Regions from separate parts of the Homo sapiens genome. Here region 1 is linked to region 2. Evidence: read pairs that join two places in POLR2A ChIA-PET (ENCODE). Cell type or tissue: GM12878. All regions are shown on one strand. Each heading gives the region's core, and the rest is flanking DNA. Links, peaks and the distances in the headings are about the cores only.

Region 1 (15,947 bases), core at 4,928-9,927, 350 kb after region 2:
AAGTCTGCCCAGCATTTAAGAAGATATCAGCCTGTTCTCCAAGTCTCCAGTCCTATCTCTTATGTCTACCAGCCTTTAGCCTTTTTCTTTTTCTAAGGATAAGCTCTCACTTTTCAAATTCTGTGTGACATTCTTAAGGCCACCTACATGAACACATTTTCATCTATTCCATCTTGCAGTCCTGAAGCAGTAACATGACTACCTGTTGTGGCAAAAAGGCTGCTCCTTGGTCTGATCTGCATCTTCCAGGGAACTTGCTTGGCAGCCTGCGATCCATCAAATTTTCCCCTTAGTAAATCTCAGAAAAAGATCACCCATAAGCTTAGTACAGGAGTATTCTGAAGTTTGACTAGTATTTTAGAGTGCTGTAGATCCTAAGATGAAAGCAGTAAGAAAGTTGAAAAAATAGTATTATTTATTCAACAGGCATGCTAGAAATCTCAGAGCTTCCCTAGTCACTATTTTCTGTCCTATGCATGTAACATAAAACTCTGCAAAATTAGAACTGAGTTCTCTGTGAAGACATTCAGAAATAAACAAGACCAGCCTTGAAGGGAAGGCCTTGTAATCCGTGGTTTATTCTCCTTTTCTCGTTATGGCTGATGGCAGATTAGAGTAGGTGCTCAGCCACGGATTCACTGAAATAATGCTTTAAAGTCTACTAATTCTTAGAAATCCTCCGCACTTTCAATTACAATGAAACTATCCATCCATTCCTCTAAAATTTGTGAGTATTAATCATTCTATGTTTCTAGCTTTTATTCTGCATTTGTGATCCCTTTGTACTACTTTTTCTGTTAGGATACAGTCAAGAAAACTGAAACCATGGTAGTAGGTAGGTACTTTAAAGACGGAATTGGATACCAGATGTTAGAAGGCTCTAGAAGTACTTGAGCAGGAGTAATTGTAGACATCAGTTTACCTTAAATGGGCAGAATTCAGATAGATAACAACAACAACAAAAAAGAGACTGTGGAGGTTATTCATAGTGGGCTAATTTGTGTGGGAAAAAGAAGTAGGTATAAATCAATATATTCTAGTATCTGTGAGATAACAAATATGAGAAATTTTTTTCTAGGCTAGTTGGGTAAAGTTTAAAAGTGTTGTGCTTTATCCTCTAGACAATTGAGAGTAGTTGCCGTATTTAAGAAAGATAAATAAACTGTTCTGTGTGCAGGGAAGATAGAAATGGAAGACATTGGAAGCAGAGAGAAGCTAAAGGAGAACGTTCACATTATCCTAAAGTGTTAAGAACCTGAATGAAACTCATTGCAAAATCATTGCCAGGGAATACAGTGCAGGGACTGACTCTAGTAGTGGATGAGGACAACTCACAGAGAGAAATCTGACAATCCATGTTTAGCAGAGGGAAGGAAGCCAGGAATAGTTATTAATAAGTCCAAGACTTCAGTTTTGTTTTTTTGTTTTGTTTTAACTCCCAGCAAGCTAAACTTGACAATAATGTAGCTCAATTTCTCCCTACCTCATTTTCTTAATCTCTATAATCTTGCCCCAGAAAAGCCGTTTACACCCTAGCTCAGAAAATTCTGTATTAATTTGTCTTCATAAGATTGTAAAATTTTCAAAACTGTCTATTCATGATAATTAGAGAAATACAAATCAAGACCACAATGAGATGCAATCTTACACCAGGCAGAATGGCTATTACTAAAAAGTCAAAAAAATAACAGATGCTGGCAAAGTTGTGAAGAAAAAGGAATGCTTATACACTGTTGGTGGGAGTGTAAATTAGTTCATCCATTGTGGAAGACAGTGTGGCAATTCTTCAAAAACCTAAAGACAGAAATAGCATTTGACCCAGCAATCCCATTACTGGGTATATACTCAAAGGAATATAAATCATTCTATTATAAAGACACATGCATGCATATGTTCACTGCAGCACTATTCACAATAGCAAAGACATAGAACCAACCAAAATGGCGATCAGTGACACACTGGATCAAGAAAATGTGGTACATATACACCATGGAATACTATGAAGCCATGAAAAAGAACAGAGATCATGTCTTTTGCAGGGACATGGACGGAGCTAGAGGCCATTATCCTTAGCAAACTAACACAGGAACAGAAAACCAAACACCACATGTTCTCACTTATAAGTAGGAGCTAAATGATGAGAACTCACATGGACGCATAGAGGGGAACAACACACACTGGGGACTTTCAGAGAGTGGAGACAGGGAGATGGGAGATCATCAGGAAAAATAACTAATGGGTGCTAGACTCAATACCTGGATGATGAAATAATCTGTACCATCAAAATACTGTCCTCATCTTAAAAGTAAATAGCACTATTTTATTTAATAGTTTATATTTTGGAATCCTAACCAGATATTTTTTCCTTAAATTTCAAGCACTGCATTACTTCCAAAGACATGCTATGGGTATGTGGAAATTATATCAAACATGAGTAAATTTTGTTGACCAAGACTATAGAAATAACAATACCATCATATAAAGATACTAATACAGACATTGTTGGTTGGTGAAAATTACCCCCAAATGTCCAATGCCGTGAGTATACTTTGAATAGCTACTTAGTTTGGTTTTTATTAACATTATATGAAGGTTATTTCTAAGCCTGCAGACATAATTCGTAGAATATACTACTCCGATATTTGAGAATGTACTACTTAAATATCTGGATATATTTATTCCAAATATATCTCCACTGTGCTTTTTTAGAAGATGCAATTGCCATCACAGTAAGATATTGCTGATTCAGGTGAAATTTTTAATTAACTAGAAAAATCAAAGAATGCAATTCTTTTTCAAGATTTCTTCAAATAAAGAAACAAGCAAGATTAGGCTGTGGTGCTGTGAATAACACCAAGAAGTACGGAGTCGGGCAAGCCTCAGGTTCAGTCACAGTTCTACTGATAAGCAGATAATAATTCTAAGGGTGCGTTTTTGTGTCTTAGGTTTGTGGATACCTATGGTAGCATTCCACAGATCAACATTGAGCCTACCCCACGACTATTCAACCTGCCCATTATTTGGGTAGCTTTCATATAACCAGTTAGAAAGAAAACATCTATGAAAACTACTAAAGAATTATATATTTTAATTAAGGGTACCGAACATGGTCAAGTTAGAGAACAATACAGTAGAAACCTTCTATTCAAATATAATTGAGACCAGTTTTTTGATAGTTAATCTAAAAAATGAGTTAAGGAGGAGGATCACAGGGTTAAAAAAAAACCACAAATGTAAATTAATTGGCCAATATTTTGATATAAGCCCAGGACCCTTTGATTATCACTTTATTAACTGGAGTTTCTATACATTGTCTTCTTTGTATAAATTATTATCATAACAAGTCAATTAGAATTCCAAATTTTTATTTGTTTAAAGTAGAACAAAAATTTAAAGTAACAGAAGTGCAAAAACCTTTTAGCTTATTAAAATTGTTATTATTCTAATTTTATAATTTTTTCTTAAAATTTTTACATTGCTTAGCCCTCACATTAATCAACTTAGCTTTTTCTAATCTTTTCAAGACCCAACATATTTTTACATAAATAGCACCACTCCATTATGACCACATCACTGATTTTATTTATGTCACCAAAGACTAACTTGAATACAACCTAAATAAACTGGCTTGTAAATAAGTTAACATAATGCTAAGTTGAGGCAATAGACATAATAGAAAACACACTGTTATTTTATAGGGAGAATGTACAGTGTCAGTTCATTTAACAAATTAGTTAAACACAACTCAACTACAACAATGTCAATGAAAAGTAGCAAATTCTGTTTTTGCTCCATGGACTTTACAGCCAGTGAGTCCTGAGAAAGAAGAGATAATTTAAAGAGCTTCATTGGCAGGTGAATCTGTGCTTGGCCTTTTAGCTTAGAGAATGAAGCTCCATATTAAAAGCAGAAGAATAGTGAGGCATCACATGTGAAGAAAGGAATCAGAACAGACATGCAGGGGCAAAAGTAGCCACGGTCTGCATTCTGGCTCAGGAGGACAGTATGTGTTGAAGAGCAAAGCTTAGAATGGGCTGATGCCTGTAACCTCACCCCATCCCATTGCTTTATCTACTCACAGATTGCCCAGAAAATCGGGCACCCCACAGTGAGAACAGGAACTGGGCATCCCAGCTAATCTTCAGCTGGGTGGGTCTCATAGGGTGGTCAGATTTGAAAAAAATAACAATAGGCTTTGAAGAAAAAGACTTGGAGATGAAGCAGAATGCTCCTGCCAAAGCTTTCCTCAATTGACATAAGAGGAACAAGTTTATTTCCCAAATTAATTATAGTATAATTTACCAGGTATCCAAATAAATTTGTTTAGAGACTAAGAGTTTTCCCCTCAAATAATGCCTGACCATAATTTTACATATAATTCTTTTATTCAGCAAATGTTCAATGTATGTTTGTTTTATACCAAACACTTTTTAAGGAATTAGGAATACCATTGTGGATAAAATAGACAATCTTCACTAAATGCTTAGTTATGACAGGAGGCAAACAAATACATAAGAAAGAAAATAATTCAGAAATACAGTTTTATGCCTAATTATATCAGGTGATAGTAAGTACTGTGTCCCCAAAACACTTACTCATTTTCTCAAACTATTATAAAACAGGGAAGGTGCATAAAGAGTGCTGGACATGGGACTGAAGATTCTGTTTTAAATATGGTGGCCAGGGAAGTCCTCACTGTGTAAGAACATTCCAACAAAGACTTGAAGGAGATGAGGGAAGTCATCAAGTGGATGGGAAAAAGAACACTCCCAGTAACAGGACCAGCAAATGCAAAGACCAGAGGAGAAAGACTGCTTTACTTAAGGGACAGCAAATAGGTCTCCCTGCTACAGCAGAGTAAATACAGTGGAAATGGTAGAAGAGTTTTTAGTTGTAAGGCAAGAAGGGGGACCAACCATGGAGAGTCTTAGATGTCATTGTGGAGATTTCCATTTTGCTGGAGGTGAAATGGAAGCCACTGAAGGCACTTGAAATGGAGGCTGATATGGTTCACAGCTTTAATAGTCTGCTGTCTGCTGAGATAAGAATTGACTATAGGACAAAGGGTAGATCTAGGTAGTGAGATGTTACTGCAGTCACCTAGGAAAGAGCTAGGATGATTTGAACTAGAGTGGTAGTAGTAAGAGGTGGTCATACTTTGAAAATATTTTTAAAGTAGAGTTGACAGGATTTGGTGATGAATTTGGCATGTGATGTGAGTCAAATTTCATAGCCTCAGCCAAACATCCCTATTTAATTACGTTTAATATAATGGAAAAGGTGGGGGAAATGGATTAAGAAAAGAAAGAAGTTTGGCATGGGAAACAGTAAGGTGAAGAAACCAGTCGGGATGTTAGATATCTAAATCTGAGTTCAGGAGTTTTGAATGCATACAAAATTTGATCGTTAGCATGGGGCTAGTATTTGAAACCATGAGACTGGACAAGATCATTTTAGTTTAGTGTATTTCCACAGATTATATTTCAAGCATCATGCTAGATACTTTAACGTTTGGCCATTTTAAAAGCCCACTGGTAAATTTCACAGGAATGAGGATTTGACTGACCTGTTTTTCTCAGCTGTCTGACCTCAGTAGGATGCATTATTGTATTGTATTTAATTCCCTATAAAATTCCAAAATATCAAAATAAGGCCTGTATTTATTAGCAGGATTTTTCAGATAGAACTATACTACTTAATTTCACAGAAATATCCTTCCCTGGGGTGATGATACTATTATATCACCAGTCATGAAGTCATGCTAACTTGTAGGCAACAATGGAGCTCACATTTTGATCTAAGCTAATTAGCATGCATTACTTAAATTATGAAAATGCACACTTTCAGGGGGCAGACAGATTTTATTAATTCTGAATTATGTCAAACTATCACTTAATAATTCTCAAGGGCCCAACTCTGGCAAAACCAGATGCTGCAGTGTATGTGTTTCCTATTCTCTTCCAACTTTTTTCATCATGTTTCATCAGCAAATGCTATGAAGTCTAATTAATTTAATTAATGGATCTCAGGGCCATTGGACAATGCATTTACATGAATTGCTCTGTGAAGGAGCTCTGTCTTGCTCTCTCTCTCTGCCCACCCTTTCTCCCCCGCTTTCTCTTTCAAGAGCAGAACATTTTGGTGAGCTCCAGTTAACTGGCTGAACTAAGCAGCGATCTCTTAGGTAATGATGCACTGCTAACAAACCTCAGCATAGACTATAACACTACCACTAAAGCTTCTGTTCATGTTGTTCTAGGGCTGATAAAATGGAATATTGTAATCTAGCTCTGAGGAAATTTGAGATTGTCTCATGTTTTCTCAGTTAAACCAGAAAATAATTAATTATAGGGAAGGGACAAGAACTGCCATGGCAGAGCCAGGCTGAGAAATAATTTCTGTTCACTCTCAATGTATTATCTGCTTTGTCCCTAGAGGCTCCCTTTTGTTACTCTTATATCAAAATCTCACTAAATTTTCCTGCCATCTCAACTCAAAAATCATACCTACAAAGAGCTAAAGTTTTATCTTTTTGCTTTTGCAAAAACTCTGTGCGAGCTATGAGAGTGTAAGCTTTATAGTTATATACAGATGTTTTTATTTATAATATTTCTCCTGCAAAACAGGATTAGAGAAAGTGAACCAAAAAGAACATGTAATAAGATGAATAATGAATAGAAAAATAAATTGCTCTAAAGACAAAGTAAAGGAAACTATAAAAGGGAGATGACTAGAACTATTTAGCAAGAAGAGACCTCATTCTTTCCATCAAATAGTGTGGTGTAATTTGCACAATGCACCCAATGGTTAATGAACACATATTTGTTGAGGATATCATTAATAAATAATACAACCAATGAAAAACTAATACAAAATATTTTTACTCTGCAGGAAGTAACTATTAGGTAGGTATTGTAAATTCTAACTTTAAAAGGTAGAGGAAAATATATATTGATCTGACTCATAAATTCAACAGGAAGACACAGAGTAACAATTACTGCAGGTGAATTTCAGCTCTCAGTCTATCTACCAACCAGTGTCACCAGGAACCTTCTTCAGACCCATGTATCCAACTGCGTATTTATCTTTTGCACCTGAATATCCCTCAGATATCTCCATTTAATTCATCTTCTTCCTCCAAACTGGACAGTATCCAAGCAGATCCAGAGAACTGTGAAGAGCTATTCTAGTCTCCGCCCTCTCCCCTGTTGCTGATCCAGTTAAGAGGGCCAAAGAATGTAGTTGAGAGGACATCAGCTCTGTATCTAGTAGCATTTAGTTTTAACCTCATCCCTTCACTTAAAATTGGCATGGCCTTCAGTAAGCGATTTAACTCCTCTGAATATCAACTGATAAAAGTAAAAATAAAAAAATTTACAAAATTAATTGTAGTGAGGATTAAAATATCATGTTTGGTACATCATGAGCTCTCGATAAACAGTTGTAGTATTGTTATTCAAACTGGTACACAGGCCTATCACTTCTCTTTCCTTTTAGATCTGTTTTTTTTTTTTTTCCTTCTGTTCTCACCTCTGAATGTCCCAACCCAATCTCTCTTCCTCTATCACCTTTTTAGGAAATCCATCCCCACCCCACTCACCCCACCACTCCTCACACTCCTTTCTCTCCTACCCTGGCCTCCACCACAGCTCCTCCATCCCCACCTGTAATCCAGCCTCTAAACCACTATCAGGGCTGCGGTTCTGAAGTGCAAATCTCATCATGTTGTACCTTATAATATCTTTGAATGACACCTATTTGTCTCATGATAAATTCTAAACTCTTTAGTTTTATGTGGACCATGACCATTTTTTATCTGACCCTGTCTGTCTCTCCCTAATTCTCATTTCTCTCCACCAAATACTCCACCCTTGTACTGAACAACGTGCCTCTACTTTCATCTCTTCATACTTATATTTTTTCCTTGATCCTTAACTTTGCTCACAATGTTCCTGCCATCTGGAATAGCATTTTCCCTACTGGCCTGGAAAATTTGACTATTCCTTTGTGGCGGAATTCAGTTTTCACTCCCCCGTGAGTGACCTTCTTAGGACAAATTGACAGTATCTTATATTGTAGTCCCACAGTCCAATAGGCAGTCTTCAAGTGTCCAATATGACAGTGCATGATATTTGTTGTTTATATGCCTATTTCCCCCACTGGCTTTGAGAAACTTGAGAGATTGTTGTAACCATTTGTATCTACAGTGTCTAGCAGAGCATGCATCTATTTGTGTTTTGAATGAGTGAGTGAATTAATGAATGATGAGAAAGCAATGACCTATGTTTTCTCTCTACCTCTTACACGAGATTATAAATAGACTGATTCAACTGAAGATTCCAGGTCCTATTCCTTTTGCTGTTGTTATCGTATACGTTAGCAAAAAGCTTCATCCTTTCCAAAAATTTCTTCAGTGGTAGCAATAAATTCAGTGTCTTCTGGAAGCAACATTGTGCTCTCTTTCTCTCTCTCTCTCTGATTTGCCTATTGCTACTTTGCATAGTATGTGTTTATGACTTTATCATTCGTTACAGTACATGTAATAGGAGCCCTGCTATTTCTTCATAAGTGGTTATGAAAAAATATTCATACTTGCTTATGTTTTGTGAACATCTATATGTGGTGGAGCATATGTTATTATAATCTTACTTTAAGTGGAAATACAGTTTAAAGGATTTTCTCTTACTGTTCTTAATGTAAAGCTTCTAAATTAGATATACAAAAGCGCTCATCTAGAAGCTAATGGAACCACAAGCAAAACACAGAAAAAGGCTTACCGAGAACAAATTATAACAAACAAATGTTAGTTTTATTGCAATAGAATTACTGAATTAGTACATGATGGAACAAAAGATCTATAACAAGTTTAGATGTCAGTAATTTATTGGACATGGATTGTATGTACTGTACCCACAAAATTCTATCAAATTGTTTCTATTTCAAGAAATTTTCAGTTTATTCATGTTCAACACAAAAGTTAATTATACATGAAATATAAACTGAATGGAAAACATTGGCATTGTATTTCCTGGCTTTCTGGGAAGAATGTGGTAGTAAGGTTAACATGGAAATGCAAGAGAAAGCTCTTGCCTCCTCTCCTTGTTCCCAGGATAGGACAAAATACACATGGCCAAGAATGAGAAAAGTAGGACAGAACCCAATGTAGTCAAGAGAGTTATGACCCTGAGGTGTGAGGTAAGATCTGGCCCTGGGAATGTTGACTGACACTGCAATATTTAGTGTCTAGACTGGAATGATTAGCTATGAAGTGGGTTAACTTGGAGTCTTTAGAGATGGCGCTATTCCCAGAAAGATAAATGAGATCCAGTCCTAGGACAAAAGGACAAACATCATTGGTCGGAAAAAGAAAAAATGACTTAGAAAAAGAGAGAAAGAGAAACCAAATGTAGAGGAGAAGAAGAAATCCCAAGGATGGAGACCAAAGGGTTTCCCAGACAGTCTGTTCCTTGGGAATGTGAGTTACACAGCAGCCTGGAAGATGATGTTACTTCCAAGCCCATGATTCTGTCTCCATGACTTAGGACACTAGTCACAAAGAAATAGAACATACCTTTCCCTTTCTAGATATCATTGTCAGTTGAAGAACTGCTACTCATGGCCTGCTAGAGTGAAACTCATTGGTTCTAGGAATGAATGAAATTGGACCTGCTGGAGGCTTTTAATTATTATGTGGGCATCAGAACTGATGAGGATTGATGTGGGTGTTATTTCAATAAAGTGTTACAAACAATTCATATATGAAAAATTTACTTTTTCTTAATTTATAAATACGCTAATATAGTATTTCAATGTTGTTATTCAAATTAAAGACCATGTGAGTTCTTAGACACAATCTCTCACTGTGTATTAATTGCAATAAGACATTGCAATAACCACATATATATTATATATATATATAAATTAATAGACATTACTTTTTGAGCTGTTTTAGGTTTACAGACGGTATTAGTGAAAATTAAAGTGCGTGTCCATAGACTCTCTCACCCCACCCCCATTTCTCCTATTTTTAACATCTTATGGTATTTTTAACATTAGCATGTTACATTTGTTACAAGTGATAAGCCAATGTTGATAAATTATTTTTATCTAAAGTTCATAATTATATTAGGGTTCACTCTTTGTGGTGTCCATTTTATGGATTTTAACAGGGTGTAATAAGATGTACCCACCATGACAATGTTACACAGAATAATAGTTTCACTGCCTTAAAAATCCCCTGGGCTCTACCTAGTTATTCCTCCTTTCTTTCCTCCCCAGGAACCCCTGGAAATGACTGATCTTTTTACCGTCTCCACAGTTTTGCCTTTTTCAAAATGTCATATACTTGAAACCACATAGTGTGTAGGCTTTCATATTGGCTTCTTTCACTCAGTAATATGCATTTAAGGTTCTTCCATGCCTTTTTGTGGCTTGATAGCTCTTTTTCTATACAGAACTGATTAATATTCCATTGTATGGCTACACCATAGAGTATTGGTCCATTTGCCTGTTGAAAGGTATCTTGGTTGTTTGTTTTGGTAATTATGAATAACACTGCTACAAACATTTGTGTGCATGTTTTATGTGGGCATAAGTTTTCAACTCATTTGGCAAATACCAAGGAGCACAATTATGGAATCATAGGCTAAGAGTGTGCTTTGTTTCATAAGAAACTGCTAAGCTGTCTTCCAAAGTGGATGTTCCATTTCGCATCCCCACTAGCAATGAGTAAGTTATTTCTGCTCATTGTTTTTACCAGCTCTCAGTAGTGTTGGTATTTTGGATTTTGGCCATTATAATAGCTATGCAGTGGCATCTCATTGTTTGAGTTTGCAATTTTCTAATGACATATGATATTGAGCATCTTTTCATGTGCTTATTTACCATTAGTAATATGTTGCCATCAGTAACTTTCCTTTCCCTTTCCATTGCCGCTGAGATCCAGCACTTTTTTTTTTTTTTGAGACACAGTCTCACTCTGTCACCCATGCTGGAGTGTAGTGGTGCAATCTCAGCTCACTGCAACCTCCACCTCCCAGGTTCAAGTGATTCTCCCTGCCTCAGCCTCCTGAGTAGCTAGGATTGTAGGCACCCGCCACCACGCCTGGCTAATTTTTTTTTTTTTTTTTTTTTTAATAGAGAGGGGCTTTCGCCATGTTGGCAGGGCTGGTCTTGAACTCCTAACCTCAGATGATCTGCCCTCCTCAGCCTCCCAAAGTGCTGGGATTACAGGCATGAGCCACCGCACCCGGCCATATCCAGTATTTCTTAATGGAAACTAAAACTTCACCAGTTACCACATTTTTCCCCATATATTTGTAATAAGTTCCAATGTCTGATAAGGCAAGTCCAACCCTCTGCATTTTTAAAAATTAATCAAGTTATTTATTAAAAATATTCTATGCACGTTTTAGAATCAAATATTTTATTAAAATCAATGATCATATTAGATTTATTGGAAAAATAATGTAATTTAATATTAAGTTATCACATTCATGAACATGATAATTTTCTACTTATTTGGATTTCCTTTAAGATCAATTCCTAAAATTTTCTATATAGATGGTTTTAGGGTTTTTTTTTTGTAGCTTAACTACAAGATACTTTGTAGTGTCTGAATTTTTATTACAGTTTTACACCTTCAATTCAATTATTGCTGATATGGATGAACTTTTTTTTCAGAATCTATTTTAGATTTAGTGGGTACATATGCAGGTTTGTTACTGCATATGGGATACTGCTTGATGCTCAGATTTGGAGTACAAATGTATCGATTAACCAGATGGTGAACATAGCATGCAATACTTTTTCAACCCTTGTCCTTCTCCTTCCATCCCTCATCTAATAGTCTGTTACTTTGTACTGTTTGCTATTATAAATTGGGGGGAAGCCATTATTATTATATATTAGCTTCAGAACAACTAGATTCAAGTCACAAAAACAATTTCGCACAAACAACTTTAGGAAACACTGCTTTGAAAACAGTAATCTGAATTATACCTGAAGCCACAGAAGCCAAATATTTACTAAAGGTTCTTTTAAGAAAAACAAGTTGGCCGGGCACGGTGGCTCACGCCTATAATCCCAGCACTTTGGGAGGCCAGGGTGGGTGGATCACGAGGTCAGGAGATTGAGACCACCCTGGCCAACATGGTGAAACCCTGTCTCTACTAAAATAAAATATAAAAATTAGCCGGGCATGGTGGCACGAGCCTGTAGTCCCAGCTACTCAGGAGGCTGACGCAGGGGAATGGCTTGAACCAGGGAGGCGGAGGTTGCAGTGAGCTGAGACTGCACCACTGCACTCCAGCCTGGTGACAGAGCAAGACTTTGTCTCAAAAAAAAAAAAAGAAAAAAACAAGTTGTATGGAAGGAGGACATCATTAACAGTATATCTCTTCAATAATGGTTTATTTTACTATTCTCATTCTTCTCATTCCTCTCTTACTATGTCCCAAATCCCTTCACAGGCTAAAAGAAACTCTTCAGAATTAATCCTATTCATAAAGAACACCACTTACTGAGTATTGCATTTTCTTCTTCAAATTCTTCAGCATACATTGGGAATACACCCTATGGACCATTTTTATGCTTTTAGTTTTGGGTTTTTTTTTTTTTTTGGCTAAAGAAACTGCAAAAAAAGATTTAGGACCTCATTCTATTAGGTTAGTATTTATCTAGTAAACTTCAGCATAAGCTAAATAAAATACATGTTGTTGCTCTGGACTGAAACCCCTCAAAACCATATTGTAAAAATTACAAAAAAAATTAACTGAAATCATGTTTTTAAAAATCTTGTAGATGACAAGATATGATATATAGTAGGTTTAAGTACCTATTTCAACGGTTCCCAAAGTGGGGCCCTCAGACGCCCAGGTCCAAACTATTTTAACGTGAATACTAACATGGTGACATTTGCTGTAACGGTGCAAATACAATAGTGGGTAAAAATGCTGGTACTTCAGCACAAACAAAGGCAGTAACACCAAACTAGTCATGGTATTCTTCACTATGCACAGGAAAGGTTTAAAAAGGAAGGGCAGGCTGGGCATGGTGTCTCACGCCTGTGACCCCAGCACTTTGGGAAGCCGAGGCAGGTGGATCACTTGAGGTCAGGAGTTTGAGACCAGTCTGGCCAACATGGTGAAACTCCATCTCTACAAAAAGTACAAAATTTAGCTGGACATGGTGGTTGCATACCTGTAGTCCCAGCTACTTGGAAGGCTGAGGTAGGAGGATTGAGCCCAGAAGGTGGAGGCTACCGTGAGCTGTGATCATGCTACTGCACTCCAGCATGGGTGACAGAAGAAGGCCCTGTTGGAAAATAAAAAGAATGTCTATGATGAAGCAGTGAAAATTGTACTACATCTTCATCCTTGAATATATCTTTTTAATATTTCAAGTGATGAAATTGGAAGTACACATGAGCATTTCTACAGACTGCCTGAGAAAAAACCCTCATGTGACTAAGTTGTGAAGTGAATTAACCACTTTAATGGAATACCATTTTTACTTGAAAGGATGACTGACAAACAATGTTATTTCAACTTGGGTTTTTGGGAGACATTTTCTCAAAAAATGAGATTTTGTCAATTCAAGAAAAACAACAGACAGGCCATAATAAAATTCAATAATAAAATTCAAGCTTTTGAACAAAAAATTAGAATTTTAGAAAACTTATATACACCATAGCTTTCCAAAAGTATTCTGATGAGATTGATGGTGATATTGATGAATGTATTTTGATATTATATAATCAAATGTATCAACACGTAGAAGATCTTGGTGAACCATTATTTTCTAAATGACCAATGCACGATGTTATAATATCATGCAAGGGTAAAAGATCCAAAGTTCAAGAAAAACCAAGTTTTGATGGAGTATCAAAAAAGAAGCCTAGGCAACATGGCAAAACCTTGTCTCTATAAAAAGATAGAAAAAATTAGCCAGGTGTGGTGATACACACCTGTAGTCCCAACTACTCTGGAGGCTGAGGTGGGAGAATCACCTGAGTCCCCAGAGACTGAGACTGCAGTGAGCTGTGATTACACCACTGCATTCCAGCCTGGGCAACAGAGCAAGACCCCATCTAAAAAATATATATATATTATTTTATATATATATATATATATATATCTCCACAATAATCTAAAATGGCTATCTGTATGAGATTGGACATTGTTCACATTTTTTCAAGCAAATATCACACAATAAATTGAATGCAGATGAAAACGACATACCAAACATCAAAGAAATTTGCAAAAAACGTAAGACTGTGCTACTTTGGGTTTAGAAATGTTTTCATAAAAGCATTTATAACAATATGTGATGAGCTTTTAAAGAATAGTTTAAATATTTCTGATTTAATTTCTAGTGATAAATACCAATAGATATAACCTACATAAACCAAAGCTCCTTGGGCCCTCAATATATTTTTAAGAGTATAAAGGAGTCCTGATTCCAAAACTTTGAGAACTGCTGCCTTCCCCTCCACTTACCTTCCTTCCCTAGAACTTCTTCCTTGGAAGAAACATCCCTTTGCCATTCCATATTAACTTACAGAGTTCCACTGAGGCCGGTTTTGCTACCTCCCTCCCATCTTTCCACCTCCCTCTCTTGACACAAAATCTGACCAGCCCACCCGATTTCCAGTGATTAGCTGTCAAGGTGGGCTAAGCCAAGAAAATGTGGGTTTTCCCTGAGACTAAACCTCTCTTTCTGGGAGATCTGGAATCACAGGGACAAGGTTGGCCACCTTGGGGTAGTCAGAATTCATCTTGCCTAAATGCGGAGAGGTTAGGCAAGTTTCTAGAAAGCCAAACTGCTTTCTAGAAAGTCAAAGATAATTATACTTTGTGCCATGACTGTGAGACTGCCCATTTTATTGCACACTTTCTAACATTCTTACCAAACTGATAAATACAAGCTGGTACCTAGAAGAAAAAAAGGCCGGGCATGGTGGCTCACACCTGTAATCCCAGCATTTTGGGAGGCCAAAGCAGGTGGATCACCTGAGGTCAGGAGTTCGAGATCAGCCTGGCCAACATGGTGAAACCCCATCTCTACTAAAACTAGAAAAATTAGCCGGCGTGGTGGCAGGCACCTGTAATCCCAGCTACTTGGGAGGCTGAGGCAGGAGAATCGCTTGAACCCAGGAGGCAGATGTTGCAGTGAGCTGAGATCATGCCATTGCACTCCAGCCTGGGTGACAAGAGCAAGACTAAGTCTCAAAAAAAAAAACAAAAAAAACTTTCCATACAATATAATTTGTTCCATCTCTAGAAACCAATTCAGCAATGAGAACTGAAAGCCACCACTTGGAAGGTTTCAAGTATTCAGCTCTACCTATTGATGTCTAAAGCATTAGTTAAGGTAGAAACACACACACACACACACACATACAGCCTATGTATTCAGTACCAGGAAACATGACTGACTAGATGGTATAATCATCTAACAGAAAGTGTACAATAACTGAAGCCACTGCAGAGGAGTAAGTTATGACACGGATCTACAATATTGTTGAGTGAAAAAGCAGATTACAAGAAAAATCTGATTTTTCAAGGGAGAGGGAACATATACAAACACAGGAGAAAAGAGATGCGCAGATGACTGAAAAAATACAAAATTCTGATAGTGGTACCTTCTGAGTGGTAGAATTATCAGTAATATTTTCTAGTTTTGCCTAAAAATTTTCTAAATTTCTTAAAATAAGAAGGTTTTGTTATCCATATTATAAAATATCCACCACCACCACCACAGGAAACTTAACCTTCAGCACAAACTCTACAACATGTTCAAAGTTTGTTCAGTTTAATATTTAAAAGACAATCTATTTTGAAAGACATCTAAAATGATGACCAATATTTAAACCTATGCATTAATATTTTTCAATCATATTTTTTAAATTTTGTAATTTTGATAAGGTTAAGCTTTATATCAATCTT
Region 2 (15,947 bases), core at 4,383-9,382:
TTCAAGAAATTAGAAAGGCACGCGTAAAATGGTACAGCCGCTCTGGAAAAGTTCCTTTTAAAACTTAACGTATGGCCCAGCAATTGCACTGTTGTGCATTTATCCCAGAGAATTGGAAAGTCATTTTCATGCAAAAACTTGCACATGAATATTCATAACAACTCTATTCTTCTTAATAGCTCAAAACTTGAAACTACCTAAATGTGCTCCAATGGGTGAGCAGTTAATCTGTGGTACAGTCATATCATGCAATACCACCTAGCAATAAAAATGAATGAATTATGGGCACACACAGCAATGTGGATGAACCTCAAGGAAATTACACCAAATTTTAAAAAGCTAGTTTCAAAAGCATACATAATGCATGGTTCCATTTATATAACATTTGTGAAATAACAGTTATTGAGATGGAGAGCAGACTAGTGGTGGCCAGGGTTTGAAGGATAGGGAGGACGGTGGTTATGGTCATAAAAGGGTAGTCTTGTGGTGATGATACAGTTAAGTTTCTTGATTGTGGTGGTTACACAAAGATACACACGTGATATAATTGCATAGAGCTCTACACATATGAATGAACGCATGTATAAGTGGTTTAATCAGAACAAGTTTTGTGGATCGTACCCAATGTCAGAATCCTGATTTTGATATACTGTAGTTATCCAAAATGTTACCATTGTGGGAGGCTGGGGGAAGGGTGCATGCAACCTACCTGTGTTTTTCCTTTCCATAGCTATACAGAGAAAAGATAAAATGCCTTGAGCATCTTTAAAAAATCCAGATGTCCGGGTCACACTTCGTACCAATTAAGTCATGATTTCTGCAGGTGGGATTTAGGCATCTGTATTTTTTTTTAACTCCTTAGGCGACTCCAACACGTAGCCTAGTTTGAGAACCTGTGCTCCTTAATGTGAGCAGTTGTCATAAATGTCATCTTCCTCCTCCTCGTTAAAGCAGCACTGATAGAGCCCTTCCTCTGTGCCATGTACTGTTTGAAGCACCATGCATTCATCATCCCATCTCACCGTCAGTAATAACCACTCTTCTTTCTTCACTGCTGTCGTTAGGCCTCCTTTCCCATTGGAGAGTGGTTGGCCACTGACCGGTGGTTCTGAAAGCATAGAAATGCAGACCTTCCTCATTCTTTTACCATCCACCTCATGAGGGAGTTTGCGCCTGTGGCCTGGGCAGCAGGGCCTGGAAGACAGATCACGGGGCAGGCCATGGTCTAGGGGTTGGTCCCCTATCTTGTTTCGGCTGCCAAGTTTCATAATTTCATTATTTCTTATGTCCTAAAAAGAAAAGACTTGGCTGCCAAAAATAAATGTTTACATGCCTGTGACATTGAGAATGATGAATCTGCCTTGGGACTGGAGGGTGTGGAAGAGAGGAAAGACGTGGAATCTTGCCAAGCAACAAGCAGGCAGGCTCCGTTGCACTCTCGGGGGCACCGTTCACACAGACAATGAGGTCACCACAAGCTGGAGTTGACACTGGTGAGATTTGAGGAAGGGTGAGATTTGAGGAAGGCTGAGAACGAGCTGGTGGTCTCCTAGGACTGAGAACCAAGAGACAAAAGGGGACCAGAAAGAGTACAGATGACCAAGCCACATAAATTCACCTCTGAGGTCAGAGTCTCCATCACGCCCTGGGGTGCATTCCTTCACCTAGAAGTCAGCTGCTGTTCAGGCTCCCTTTATGCATTAAGAGTTGAAATGTTGGTTTTCTTTTCCTAAAGAATTAGGATTCTCTTGAAGGCCTTAACATGGGACTGGGGGGCATACGACGTTTGTAGATGCATGAGCGCTCTACTGCCTCAGTCCGGTGAAATCATGCCGACCTCCTACCTGAAGCAGAAGGAAAATCCTTAGGCCATGCCGGGTGACCAAGGATAAGGACAGAAGGCTGTTCCTTGGACAGCTGCTGTTCCAGACCAATTAGTCTCTGCTCTGTTGGTTGCCAAATTTGGCACTAATTTCTTCCATAAACACAAGTTGAAAGCAGACATTTAAATAAAAGGCAATATCAGAGTTACTTTTTTAAAAAGGCATAGGAACTGGAACAGCTGAGTACCCTTGCTTTTTCTGATTCTTGTTTCACTCCAAATGTGAGATCGAATCCCTTCAAAGCTGGGTTGCAGTAGGCTGCGAGGGGAGGGTGAGTTGGCGGGCAGGACTGGGAGATGCTGGAAGGTGGGTGCTTCTTCTTTTCCCTGATGCTTTCTGCCCAGGGCTGCATATTCTGGGAGGCATGGAACCTGCTGGTACCACCCTTTATTGACACTGGGAGGCTTTTTTGTATGGAACACCTTTTCCTTTTACATTTCAGATGAGATTTTGTGGAAAGAGCCCCTTTTCCTGTCTTAACGACCCATTATCAACTACAAAGTTGCTGCTAGTAAAAATATCTACTGTCGTTCATGCAATCCTTTCAGTGCCTTGCTTGAAACCACATTCCATCCTCCTAACATGAACGTTGCTTTGAGCCAAAATCCAGAGAGGGTTTGAGGACAAGTTGTGTACACAGTCATTAAGACAGCCAAAAGAATATATTTTTATCCTGTGAAATGAATGCCGGTTGAGCAGCAGTGATTACTGCAAGAAGCTATAATTTATACTAGGAGAAGTGAATATTTGTTTAAGGTAAAAAAGTATTGCTTTAGAAGAGCCTCAAAAGTATATTTAAAAAGTAAACGAAATACTAGTAACAATACTCCCAAAGATGAAACTGCATGGAAATTTCAAAAACGAGCCCTTGGTGTTAGAAAAACAGTGAATCTGTACAATACCCAGGATACTTGGTACAGAGTCGCACAAACTAGGGTTTAGTAACCTAGCAGCAGTGTGATTACAGTTCCTGAACTTTGTTCCTTAGAATATTCCCTGTCAGGGCAGACTATCTAGATGAAACATTGGGGCCTTGTATTTTAGTTGTGTCCAGAATCTGCCAACACTATTGCCCTCCTCTGTCTCACCCAAAATTGGGAATCTGAGCAGAAATAACAGTGAGAATGTTGACTTTAACCAAGAAATGATTATCCTGAATGTTGTGTTGCCTAGCTAAGAAGTCTGTGAATTGTTGCCATTGGTTATCAACTCGGCTTCTCCCTGGACTTTGTGGGAAAAAGGAGAGAAGCTTAAATGGGACCAAGAGCTCTGTCACATTGTAAAGAGGGGGCTTGATCTGTGTTTTCCAGTAAGGCAGGTAGGGGACTGTGCCTGGAAGATGTGTGAAGGTGGATCTCAGCTCAGAGTAGGAGAAAGCTGCGGCTCTGGTCCTGCCTGAGCTATTCACAGACAGCCTGTTTCTAGTGGTGATGTTTGGCCTCAGTGGTACACTAGACTCACCTGGGAGTCCCTGTAAAATTCAGATGCCTGGCCTGTACTCCAAAGAGCCTGGTTTACTTGGTCTGAGGTGGGCCCCTGATATTGGTGTTTGGTCTGAGGTGGGCCGCAGATATTGGTGTGTTAAAAGTTTCCCAAGTGATGCTCACATGCAGCCAGCAGTAATAGCCACAGTGGGATGCTTACAGTGTAATCGAGACATAGGCTCAGTAGCTTGCCACTTGCAGAGTCCAGTGAATAAGAGAGAGGTCTGGCATAAAGAAAGCGACTTTTTATTCCAAAGTTCAGCTTAGTGGAGGAAGGACAGGCTTCCTGCCTTAAGGGTATTGCTTCCCTTTTGGAGCAGAAAGTGAGCACTTTTAAAAGGCAGGAGAGGAGGTAAGTGAGCAGGTGGGGGTTGGCAAGCTATCTTGGTGCCTTGTCTACCAGGTGGTTGACTTGGGGTCCTCATGGGCAGAAATAGTTTGTGAGGGTGTCCAGAAACTCTAGCAGGCATACTTTGGGTTGTAAATCGACTGTTCTCTCTCAAGGCAACCTCCTGGTGGATGAGAGTTCTGCTCTGGAGCTTCTAAGCACATAGATGAACTTGCCCTGTAGGGAGTGTCTGGTGAAGAGGAGGTAAAAGACTGTAATTGCATTTCTAAAAAGCTAAGTAGGGAGTGGGGGAAAAGAGGAAAGAGAAAAGAAAAGAAAAAAAATAATTAAACTATCTTAGAAAAATGGAGTACTGGGTTAAAATAGTGCAAGAGTTCCTCACCAGTTGTGGACCAGCAGCATCAGCGTCACTTGGAACTAAATAGAAGTGTGAAAATCCTCATCCATCTCCCCACCCCACCCCTTAGACCGCTTGGGCTTAGTTTTCCCAAGCCTTCCAGGAGATTCTAATGTGCACAGAAGTTTGAGAAGCACTCTTCTACACTGCAGCAATGGCTCTCAAACTTTGATAGATGTTGGAAACAGAATGCTTGTTCCTTTGTTAGAAATACTTGTTCCTCGGTACCTCAAGGAAAAATTAGCATTCAGACAAAAAGTTTTCTCAGCAAGGCAAATTTACTGTCTGCAGAAAGGGTGCTCCTCGCAGTTGGAACAATGGTGAGAGCACACCAGAACAAGGGAGGGGTGCGGGATCTTATTCCTAATGCAGGTAGCCCCTACTGCTGTGTTGTTCCCGTATTGGCTAGGGTGGGACCGCACAGTCTAAGCTAATTCCGATTGGCTATTTTAAAGAGAGCAGGGGTCTAAGCCAGAGTGGTGGGGTGAATAGTTTGGTGGGAAGGATGGTTAGGAACAGGTAACTAAAGGTGACTTAGGTCAGAGCAGGTGACTGGGATGAATCAGGACAGAGGAGGTGACCAGAGGTGAGTCAGGATGGAGCAGGTGACCAGGATGAGTCAGGATGGGGCAGGTGACCAGGGGAACAGATGTGAACTACTGATTAAAACTGGTGGAAAATTTTGTTTACTGAAACTATGAGGAAGTTAAACTTTAAAATGGAGGACAAAGAACTGAACATATTAACGTACTGATTCTTTGAAGAAAAATTTAGAATTCACTGCATCCAACAATAGACATGAGAATCACCTGGAACCTCTAAAAAAATCCACATGCCCAGGTCATGCCTCATCCCAATGAAATCAGAGCCTGTGATTGAGGGAGCCAGGCACCAGTGTTTTCTAGTATTCTCCAGGGGATTCCACTGTGCAGCCACACTTGGGAACCAATGCTTTGCGGAAATTGAGCTGGATCCTTCCTGGTATTAAGGTTCTAGACTTTGCCTCTGAAATTCTGTCCTGTCTCCCTAGTGTTAAGTTACCTCAGGCAGAACATGAATGGTCTGAGAGCCTGGAAGGGATTAGTGTCTACATTGTTGCTGGGGGAAGTGGGTCTGCTTGCCTCTGATTTCTTATGTGCTTTTCAGAGAGGGATGATAAGGGGATTCTGTGCTGACTGGGTGCTCTCAGGCACTCCCAGCCACTTAAGTAACACAGGCAGAGAGGCCATAGTTCCACGGGGTTAAGACCTTTTAAAAGAAGTTCTTAGCAGCAGAGAAGCTGTTTTTATTTTGTTGGGTCCGTTGGTTCCATTCATTTATGAACATTTACCAGCCCCTTCCATGTGGTGAGCACTGAGCCAGGCTGCCGGGAGGTTCTGGGCCATTGAGGTGTAGAGAAACATGACCAGTCCTGCTTTTGGGGGTTCTCCAAAGACCTTGAAAGGCCACTGGGGTGCTCAGGAGCTCAGCTGGAGGGATGCTGTCTGCTGGCGAGGACTGGGGCTGCTGCAGGAAGGATGGGACCTGCAAGCTGGGCCCGCCAGAGGACAGTGGCATCCAGATGGGGGCAAAGGCATGAGCAAAGGCACTGGGGTACAGGGATGTTGTGGGAGCGTGCAGGGGTCAGGGTTTGTGTCACTTGAGTGACAGCTCCCTCAGGCCCCCCTAACCTGTGACATGCATTTCATAGCCCTGCGAGGTGGGATGGAGGAGGATGCACTCCTGCCCCTGCTCCCACCCCAGCCTCCTGGGCAGGGTGGAAAGGCAGCCGTCCAAATAATGAGGCCATAAAGCCCCTCATGGCATTTGGGTCTTAAAGAAGGAAGGAAGGAAGGGGGTAAGGCCATTAGGAGCAGGAAGCAGTCTGTCCTTGCACTGTCTGCTGCCCAGAGCATCTGTCCCATCGGACATCCCTGGGAGGTCTTTGAACTTTGGAGGCAGCAGGCTCTCTCAACTGCAGCCCCTCCTGCAGGTGGGCTAATCCCCTCCTCCAACTGGCCTTTGAAGGGTATAGGAAGTGCTGGGGGCTGGTTCCTACTGCCCATTAAAATGGCTTCCCCTAGGAGAACCAGTGACAGAGGCTGCCCCTAAGGGGGGCAGCAGGCACCTAGGAAGCTGGTGTGGGGGATGGGCTCAATTTTCATCTCACAACCCTTGATAGCCTTTGAATTTCTACCATGTACTTATTTTAGTGACTCAATAAAGTAACGGGTGCCACCAGCCAGGCCTTCTCCTGCTATTGGCTGAGGTAAACCCTCCCTGAGAAATCTGCCAGTCAAAATTGTCAGTAGAAAGCTTATTCAATCTCAGCTTCCAAGGAATCCAAGTTGCTAAGTGTAGGTGGAATTGGAAAAATCTTGTCTAGTGCAGGGATATAAGCAGTTTAAAAGGGAAACAAAAGTACTTGCTGTTCTTTTGTTTCTTTGTGGGAGAAAAACAGGCTGATAGAAAACCAATTGACCTAGAGCATTTCCTCTGAATAAACACTTTTAAAAGATGTTGTTTTGAGAGCTGACTGTGAGGTTTACCAGAACAAACCAAATTTCATCTTGAAATCCGCGAAGGGACTTTCAATGGTTCCCAATTTGATGTATCTTTTCAAGTTTCTGTGGCTGGATTATGCAAAGGTAGAAACTTTGAGGTAGGCCAGAAGGCTGATTTCAGCCCAGCATTTAGGAGTCCCTGCGTGCTGAGGGACTTTCCGCGGCTGGCTGTGAGGCCGTGGGCAGGTTGCTTCTCTCTGGACTTCAGTTTCCACATAGGTTCAGATGAGGGAGCTACAAGGTCCCTTTAAGTCTCAAACCCTGCAGCTCTTTAAGGCCTGTATCTCAACTGTGAAAGGAGTTACCATTCTGCAGCAGTCTCCTGGCAATATGTTTTTAATGTACAAAAGTTTAAGGTAACTAAAAGGGGAGGACGGATGAATGTCACAAAGAATTCAAAGTTCTCTACCCCCACCCCATGCCCCCCGCCATCGTTCCCAAGCCCATGTGGACTTGGTGCCCACGTAACATCTCATGGTGCCAGTCACATCACGCTTCCTCTTCTAGCCTCGGGTGTATGTGGGAAAGTCAGAGGGTAGGCACAGGTAATGTCTCGGACCTGTACTTATGATAAGAGACTAGGAGGTGTCCGGGAAGAAGGGAACCAACCCTGAACCCCGCCTCCTGAATGCCCTGGAACACTGAGTGCCCCCGGGAGTGGCCCCGGAGAACAGAGGTGTCATTGCTTCAAGCTGGTCCAAGATTTTAGCTGCTTCTCAACACCTGTTCTCCCCAAAGCCACATCCACGCTGTGTTGCAGGCGAGTCCCAGTGCCCCGTGACCAGATGCCCCCGGCTTTCCACCTCTAACCCCAAGAGGGATTTTCCTGCTGGTTTCGAGCATGCAGTTCACAGTACCTGAGGGCTCCCAGCCTCCACGTGGCCACTTCCGCACAGCTTAGCAGGTGCCGGTTCTTTGCTCTCGATTGAGTGTGGGGGCAATTGCATCCTCAGTGACTGCACCGTGTATGGAGGTTCAATGCATGGGCTGCCCGGGCTCAAGCTGTGCTTGGCCAGTTACCTCAGGCAAGCTTCCCAACTTCTCCTGGCCTCAGTTCCCTCATCTGTGAAGTGGAATAATAATAATTCATGAGATGATATATGTAATGAGTAGTGATTTTCACATTGAAAACAGTTCTCTTTCCCAGGTACTCCCCACTTGGTGGGCATGAGTGCCCCTTGTAGAGTATTTTCCTTTCTCTGCTCTGTCAATATTGTTCCCACTCTCAGCATCCCATTTAGCATCTGTGTTGAGGGGTGGCTCCACCTTTGCCTGTACCTCAGGGGCATGTTCCATGTGCACACACAAGTGCTTAGCGTCATACCTGGCATGTGTTGGGCAGTGGAAGCTGTGCTGGTGGATGGATAAGAGCATGAATGGAAGAAATTTAGGGTATCTGTTCAGGTTCTCTGAATGCCTTGGGCTTCCCGAGGCTCTGACCTGAATGAGTAGCAACCTTCACAGACCAGGAGTGTATGAATCCCCACCTCTAAGGGAATATGATGAACACAGCCCACAGTGGTGATACACCGTCAGTTTTACCGTGCCTGCCCCCACCACCACCGCGCTGGCCACCACGATGCCCAACACATCTGCCATTATAGTCGCCCCTCCGGGGAATGTGCTAAGGCAGATGATGTTAAAATACAAAGCACCTGGGGGGCAAGGGGAGGGTCCTCTGAATCAGGGACATCAACGGGAGGGTAGGAGCAGACAGCCTGGGTGCAGGACATTGTTGCGGGGCTGGGGATGGGAAGGGAAAGAATCACATCCCCCAACCCGCAGAGCTTGGGGTTGCAGACCCCAGAGGATGCATTGAGTGGGGAGATTTGCCTTGACCTTCTGATGTGCTTGCCTTGTAGCACTCCGCAAGAAACAGATACTGAAGACTTGGAGTGGCTGTAGACTTCCCTAAAACTGAGGAATTGCTCTCCACGTACACATGATTTTTGCTACGCACTGTTAGCAGCAAGTTCCTCCTCGACACCTGGAGGGTTGACTGTTAGCCTGGGGTTTTCATCTTCAGGAGCTTTTAGCCATCTTTCCATTTCCTGCCCTGTCCCAGCCCTGTGTCTGCAGCACCATTAGATGAATTACTCTCTAGGCTCAGAAGCAGAAAGCATATTCTTATTCTCACCAAATCGCCCTGTTTCCTTCAACAAAGTTCCATGATAACTGACAGCGCTCTGCTCCAGCAGTCTTTCCTTGGCAGAGCCTTGGGAGTACATTTCTCTAAAGAGAAGCACTTTGTACTCTTCAGCTCTGCTGTGTTCTTGCTTAATAAGCCGTGCACGTGGTCTTCTGATAGAGCCACCCTGAAACCAAAATCCAGGAGGTGGTTCCTCCCGTCATTCGCAGTGCACCCTTGGCAGACCAGGAGAGGTGAATGGAGCCATGAGCTGCATCCTCGGAGCCCTCCCTGTCTGCACACCTGCCTCTAACAGATACAGTGGGGCCTGAGGAAGGCCCGCCGCAGACTTGAAGGGGGAACAGGAGTCCCAGAAAGCCAACACGTACCCGCCTTGTTCGTCCTGCGGTGTTTAGAGTGGGAGGTTTACACGGCTTCGCCACTTTCTGGCAGGTCATCTGGGTTTTTTTGCCAGGAGCATTTCTGTGTCCTGGGCCAGAGCAGGCCCCAGAAGGGAGAGCAGCTCGGGCCCTGTGACATTCATCACGTGCATGGGTAGTTTCAAAAGAGCTCAGTGCTTTCATAAATTTGTCTTCCTAAGTAAAAATTAGGTTTTCTGCATAAATTATCGTCCTCTAAAAACCTAAGGAGAGCCTCACAAGACCTTTTCCCATAATTATCTCCCTTGCTCTGCCGCATTGAATTTCGCCATACGCGCTTTTGTAGCAGATGAAAGCACATTCTTTGACTAAATTCATTAGAAACTGAGAAGATCCCAGGTTTAATTACACTGCATGCCATCCATAGGAAGGTGCCTCGGGGGTCCCCCTTCCTGCTTGAGGTCACATTTGCTCTCCAGCATCCTGTCACTGTCCACAGCACACAGTGCAGCCCGGTGGTTTCTCCTTCACTTGGATGCAAAGAGCTTTTGGTTCTGACTCTTCAAGTCTAAGAAATCCACAGCAGCCCTGGAATTGGGAGGGTTTTCACGGATGACGGCATCCGCACGACCATCTGGGAGGGTAAACTGGGTGTAAATTAAGATCACGTGAAGAGTCAGTACGTGATAACAGGCAAAGGGCTCCCTTTTCTGAATGCCCACGCTTTCAGCTCCTGATGTCTACACCTGGCCACTAATTGTTCTCCAGCTGTGTTATGAGATTGGGTTATTTCTCCAAGTATCTGTGAGTAATTTGTGGGCAAAGATATGCTATGATGATATCCAATGAGGTGATATCCAGGGCTCCCACCTCAAGTTAGCCAATCAGGTTCTCACTTAGGCTTGTGTGGTCTGGGTGCTAGCAGTTAGTCACTTGTGCCTATTTAAATTTCTCTTAATTAAAAATTAGTTCCTCGGTCACACTAGCACATTTCAAACTCTTAGTAGCCACACGTGGCCAGTGGCCACAATATCAGGCAGCCCACATAGAGACTTTCCCGTCATCGCAGAAAGTTTTATTGAACAGCACTGGCCTAGGCTACATACCAATAGCCTGCTGATTTCTCTGTGATCCCCACCAGGCCATGGGCTTCCTGCAGAGGCTGTGTGTCACTCACTGCTATGGGCCTGGTGCTCTGCAAAATGCCTGGTGCAAGATGGTGCAAAATCTACTCTTGAAAGAATGAAGAACAACTACGCCTTAAATTGTGCCCAGCCTTCTAGATCAAGAATCATGAAGTTATTCCCTTCTAGATTGGAAACCTTTGAATAGCCACCTGGTTCATGCCCCTCATCTCTCAGCTAGGAAAACAAGCCCAGGAGTTTAGGAACCTTGCTTAACATCCCCATAATAATTATTGTCAGGTCTTTAACCATGATCTCTTTCTCCTTGGACTATTGCACTGTAGCAGCAAGGAAGGCTTTACAAATGATTATTTACAAGAAACCTTCCTTAACCTCATCAGGGTTACCTACCTATGAGTAATCTGGAGCAAATGTATTCAGTGTGCAAACATTAGTAGCATTTCCAGTCGATATGGGAACAGGGCAAAGGTGCCCATGTTGTAACTGATATTTAATATTATTTTAGAAGTCCTGTTCAATTTCATAAGGCAAGAAATAAGGAATATAGAAAAGGATGAAGCAAAATGAGAATTGCCTGTATATTGTAAAAGAATCATCTGAAAAGCCATTGGAAGCAGTAGATGTTCATCATGGTATTGTATCATAAGACCAACATGCAGCAATCTGTAGTTTTCCTAAGTACAAGCAATCATTACAATAGAATAAAAAGCAGATCTTATTCACGGTTTCAACCAAAGATATGAAATACCCAAGAATGATGCTAATAGGAAATGTAAGACCGTCATGATGCAAACTAAAAACATTTGCCAAGGTCATTCAAAAAAAGCCTGGCAAAATGAAGAGGTGCCCTATGTCCTAAGATGGCAAGACTCAAACTTCTAATGATGTGATTTCTCCCCAAAGTAATCAGTGTATTCAGTGCAATCTCAAATTAGAATGACTTTTTATAGAATTTGACAAGCTAAAATCATAGGGAAGAATAAAATTCTCAAAATACCCAAGGCCATTCTGGAAAAAAAAACAAAAAAGAGAGAAAGGAAAAAGAATTGGTTCATTGCTTCTACTCCCTCTATTTGTCCTGAGGGGGGGCAGAGGTTCTTCTTAACATCCTACAGCCTTTTCACCTGAACTGGCTTTGTTCCCTCATATCACCTGGGGAGGCTATATTCTTATTCCATCATTATGGCATCATTCTAAACATCTTCACAATTTCTAACTGGAATCAGCTTTAGCACAGCCCCTCACAGTAGAATGGTTTCTCAGGTCAGAAACTAACATAACTTCATGGGTTTCTTTTCTGTGAAATATTTCAAATCTTTAACTCAGAGTCTATTCAAGTCATAAGGCCGTTTGCCTGCATTGGCTCTAGATGCATTTTTGGATGCTCTAAGCAGTGAGGACATTGTGGGAAGGAGAATGGGAGCCTCCCAAGCAGGTGCCACTCATTTGGGAGCCTGTGTCATTGCGTGTTCATATTGGGACCATCCTATCATGAAGCCATGGCATGCCCAGGAGGCATTGGGGGGAGGCACGCTGTGGGTATCCTCTGTCCTATGTGCTGATGGTGCATTACATAGACCTAGGTGCTCATATGCTGCTTTCATGTCAAGCCATTGATTGATCCCAGTCCTGTGTCCAGCTGTGCTCTGAGAGCTGATGGAGTGGAGAAAGGTGAGACCAGCTCACTCCCTAAGGACTGTCTTTGTCAAGTGGGAGCAAGATCAGAGTGGCAGGAGCTGGTGAGCCCATGGAATCTATTAGGACCAGAAAACAGCATTTCACAGAGATGGCAGGAGCTTCAGCCCTATAGTCCAATGTCCCTTGAGCTTTTACCAAGTCCAGGCTACTGCATACACTCTGAAGCAAGGAGGAGTGTGACCTGCCGCATTCAAACCTAGATCTACTGTTGGGAGCCAAAAAGAATGGGAGGCTGTGCCCTAGGCCACCATCTTCATCCCCTTCCTATGGAGAGCAACACATGGTATAGATGAGTGGTCATTAGTGATTGTCCTTCAGAGGTGTCCTGAGGGCATCTGCAGTCCTGGATGGGGGTAGCCACTTACCAAGAACAGTGGGCCTCTAAGACTTAAGCTTTACTCCAGGAGTCTTACCACAGTCCCTAAACCACATCTGCTAGAACAGACGTGTTGTTCTCTTAGCTCATTGCAGAGAAAGAACGGGAATAAAGGCGTTGAAGTGGGGTGGGAACTTTTCCTTTCCCCGCCAGTCCACCTGCCTTATAGTATGACTTCCCTCCTTAGGCCACAGCTCTCTGAGAGCACCTGAGTTTTCAGCTCGAGGGGCTGCAACTTGCTTTGCTCAAGCGAATGTGTGTGCTTAGCAGAAGCAAGGCCATTCTTCTCCACTGTGCCTACTACTGCCAGGCACTTTGGTGGCTGTTTTCGCATGTGACCCTGACCCCTATTCCCTTAGAGAATGTAAACTCTGTATTCTCAGTGCCTAGAACAGGATCTGGCATGCAGAAGGCGTTCAACAAATACTTGTTGAATGAATGAATGAATGACATTCAGTATTATTATCCCTGTTTAGTCATAGATGAGGAAACTAAGGCTCAGAGGTATGTTTCTTTCTCAAGAGGCAGAGCTGACATTTTCTTCTAGGTTGGTCTGACTGCAAAGCCAGGGATGCTTCTAGATGGGAAGGAGTACTTTGTATCATCCTCCCTGGCTGCTGACACCTTCTCATCAAAGCCATCAGGACATTGGAGGCTGGCTGGGACTTTGAGCTGGCCACTGTGTATGCACGTGTCCCTGGAGTGCAGGGGTGGAGGAGGGTGTGCTGAATACGGGAGACTAAGCAGCTAGCGCCTGGTGCCTGATACTGTTAACTTGTCTGGGAAAGATGGTTTCAGAGAAAGAAGGCCAGCTAGGAGTGCAGATTCTGCTCTTCTGCATGACTTGAGCAAATCACTCTACTCTTACAGCCTTCAAAGGTGCTCAGCAAGAATAGGGGAGATGATGGCCGCTTCTATCCCTGTTACATCTGGAGGCTGTGAAGACACACTGGTAAAATAAGTGAAATGCTCAGACAAAGTGGTAGTGGCCCAGTGCACTGCACCTTGACAGAGCGAGAGTCTAAAGTAAGGGTGAAAGGTGAAAATAGAATGGTCCAAATGATCTTTGAAAACTTCCTAGGAGCTACCATATTCAACTGTGTCTGTCTACATCCTTCATACCCAGATTTCCTGCCACTGTTGGAAACAGCAGCCATTTCTTAGAGCATCAGATAGAATTTAAACTTCACTAGCCAAGCGTGGTGGCGTGCACCTGTAATCCCAGCTACTTGGGAAGCTGAGACAGGAGGATCACTTGAGGCCAGGAGTTTGAGGCTGCAGTGAACTGTGATCATGCCACTGCACTCCAGCTTGGGTGATAGAGTGAGACCCTGTCTATTAATTAAAATTATAAAATTTAGATTTCAAATATTAAGACTCCACACCTCCTGCCCATGTTGTATAAAAAAAAATGTGGATCATGAAGCACCAGAGTCACCCTCAGCATGGGGTGGTGCTTGCAGCAAGAAACCCCAAGAGAAGGGTGGATACATGGCTTTATCTCACACACTCTCAGGGTGTCAGTGTGCACAAGCAAACACACGCTTGCTGACTGGAATAGGGGACAGAATCTCCCGTGCTTCATTCTCTCTGTCTCTCTTTATCTGTCTCAATAAGTTGAATTTTTGGTAAAAGTTAAAAGCCTACTTGATGTGAATCTTGTAAATGTATGGAGATGTATGTGTGTATATATGTACGTACGTGTAAGTGTAGGTATATACCTGTCCTATATACCTATAGAGAACTATATAGAACTATATAGTTATATGTATACACATATATATACATATATAGTTATATATACACATATATATACATATATAGTTATATATACACATATATACATATATAGTTATATATACACATATATATACATATATAGTTATATATATACACAAATATATACATATATAGTTATATATATACACATATACATATATAGTTCTATATACACATATATATACATATAGTTATATATATACACAGATATATAACTATATATAGTTATACACATATATATAATGTGTATGTGTGCATATATACTGTGTATATGTGCATATGTATATATATGTGTATATGTGCCTATATATAATGTGTATATGTGCATATATATACACATATAATGTGTATATGTGCATATATATACACATATAATGTGTATATGTGCATATATATACACATATAATGTGTATATGTGCATATATATACACATATAATGTGTATATGTGCATATATATACACATATAATGTGTATATGTGCATATATATACACATATAATGTGTATATGTGCATATATATACACATATAATGTGTATATGTGCATATATATACACATATAATGTGTATATGTGCATATATATACACATATAATGTGTATATGTGCATATATATAACTATATGTGTATATATAACTATATAGTTATATATACACATATATACACATATAGATAGTTATATATATAACATATATATAACTATATAGTTATATATAGGTATATAGGACAGGTATATACCTACACTTACATGTACGTATATATGTCTACACAAACCCAGGCAAGGCTACTTTGACTGAAGGCTGTACCTGACTCATGCACCTTACATCAAAATCCCATGTATATAGATTCAAGAATTGAGTACTTGCTTGTCACTTCAGTCCTCTGGTTAGCTTAGAGAGGCTGTGTGTATTGTATGAGTGTTATCCATATTTACCTGCTATGATGTTGTCTATTCTAGAAAAATACACTGAACACCAACACTATATTGGTCATTATTTATCCATTGGTGATTCCGAAGTTTGTACTGTTTTAGGATGATTCTTACTGACATGGTACTATGTGCATTTGAAGTACAGCTAAATCTATGGCGACCCCCAGTCTACTCTGGGGTTCGCCTTATTGCTGAATCCCTGAAAGCTGGTGGGCTCATTTTTCTGTACAAAACACAAACAAATACCTTCTCCGCAGTGAGAGGCTTTTGATGCTATTGCTGCCTATTTGTTTTGTTCTCCGTAAAGGGGGTTATTGATGATCATGGAAATTGACCCTGTTCTTCTACCTGTAAATGAGTGCAGCCTGTTATCCCCTAGTGGCATTTAATCTTGTAGGTAGCATTTCTGAGTAGCTCAAGACTGGGGGCACAATCTGGTCCTTGGCAAGAAGTACTGACTGGAGAATTTCCCCTCTGGTGCAGAGCTGGCCTGTTAATTATTGTTATGTTGATTAGCAATAACAAATACACATCTGCCCACTATTTCTTAGAAACTGCCATGGGCCATTCCAGTTACTGCAAAGTCAATAAGCATCTATTGAATAGGAATTGCCAGGCAGTATCCCCACAGGGCTATGAAAGTAGGGCTGGAGTCAGCCTTCCATGGAGAGGCTGTGTTCACGGGAGCCCAAGCTCTTCATCCCACTCCGGGGATTCATTCCACAGACTCAGCCAAGACTACTTTGAGGTGAGGCCGGACCTGACGCCTACACCTGACATCAAAATCCCAAAGCTTCTGAGAGACAGGTACGGTCAGAGCCAGGTAAAGCTGAAGCTTCCAGAGTGGCAGAGGTTCC

The links. ChIA-PET counts read pairs that join two places held together with the same protein. Peaks named below come from ENCODE experiments on the same cell type or tissue, not always from the same donor. Only the 100,000 strongest peaks of a DNase experiment are listed, where the experiment ranks them.
Region 1: POLR2A ChIA-PET joins it to region 2 with 5 read pairs; 2 of 35 experiments call an interaction of 5 or more read pairs at or near these places.

The regions. Positions count from the first base shown.
Region 1 is chr15:99,810,340-99,826,286 of GRCh38, reverse strand. It overlaps the pseudogene LOC400464. Among named protein-coding and RNA genes, the nearest start is that of LYSMD4, 85 kb to the right of the region's middle. In GM12878, for the core only: no CTCF peak of the experiment used is centred there; no DNase peak of the experiment used is centred there.
Region 2 is chr15:100,161,278-100,177,224 of GRCh38, reverse strand. All of the region lies in intron 8 of ADAMTS17 (ADAM metallopeptidase with thrombospondin type 1 motif 17), which reads left to right. Among named protein-coding and RNA genes, the nearest start is that of ADAMTS17, 170 kb to the left of the region's middle. In GM12878, for the core only: a CTCF peak has its summit at 6,860; a DNase peak (open chromatin) is centred at 6,724; H3K27ac peaks cover 1,013 bases.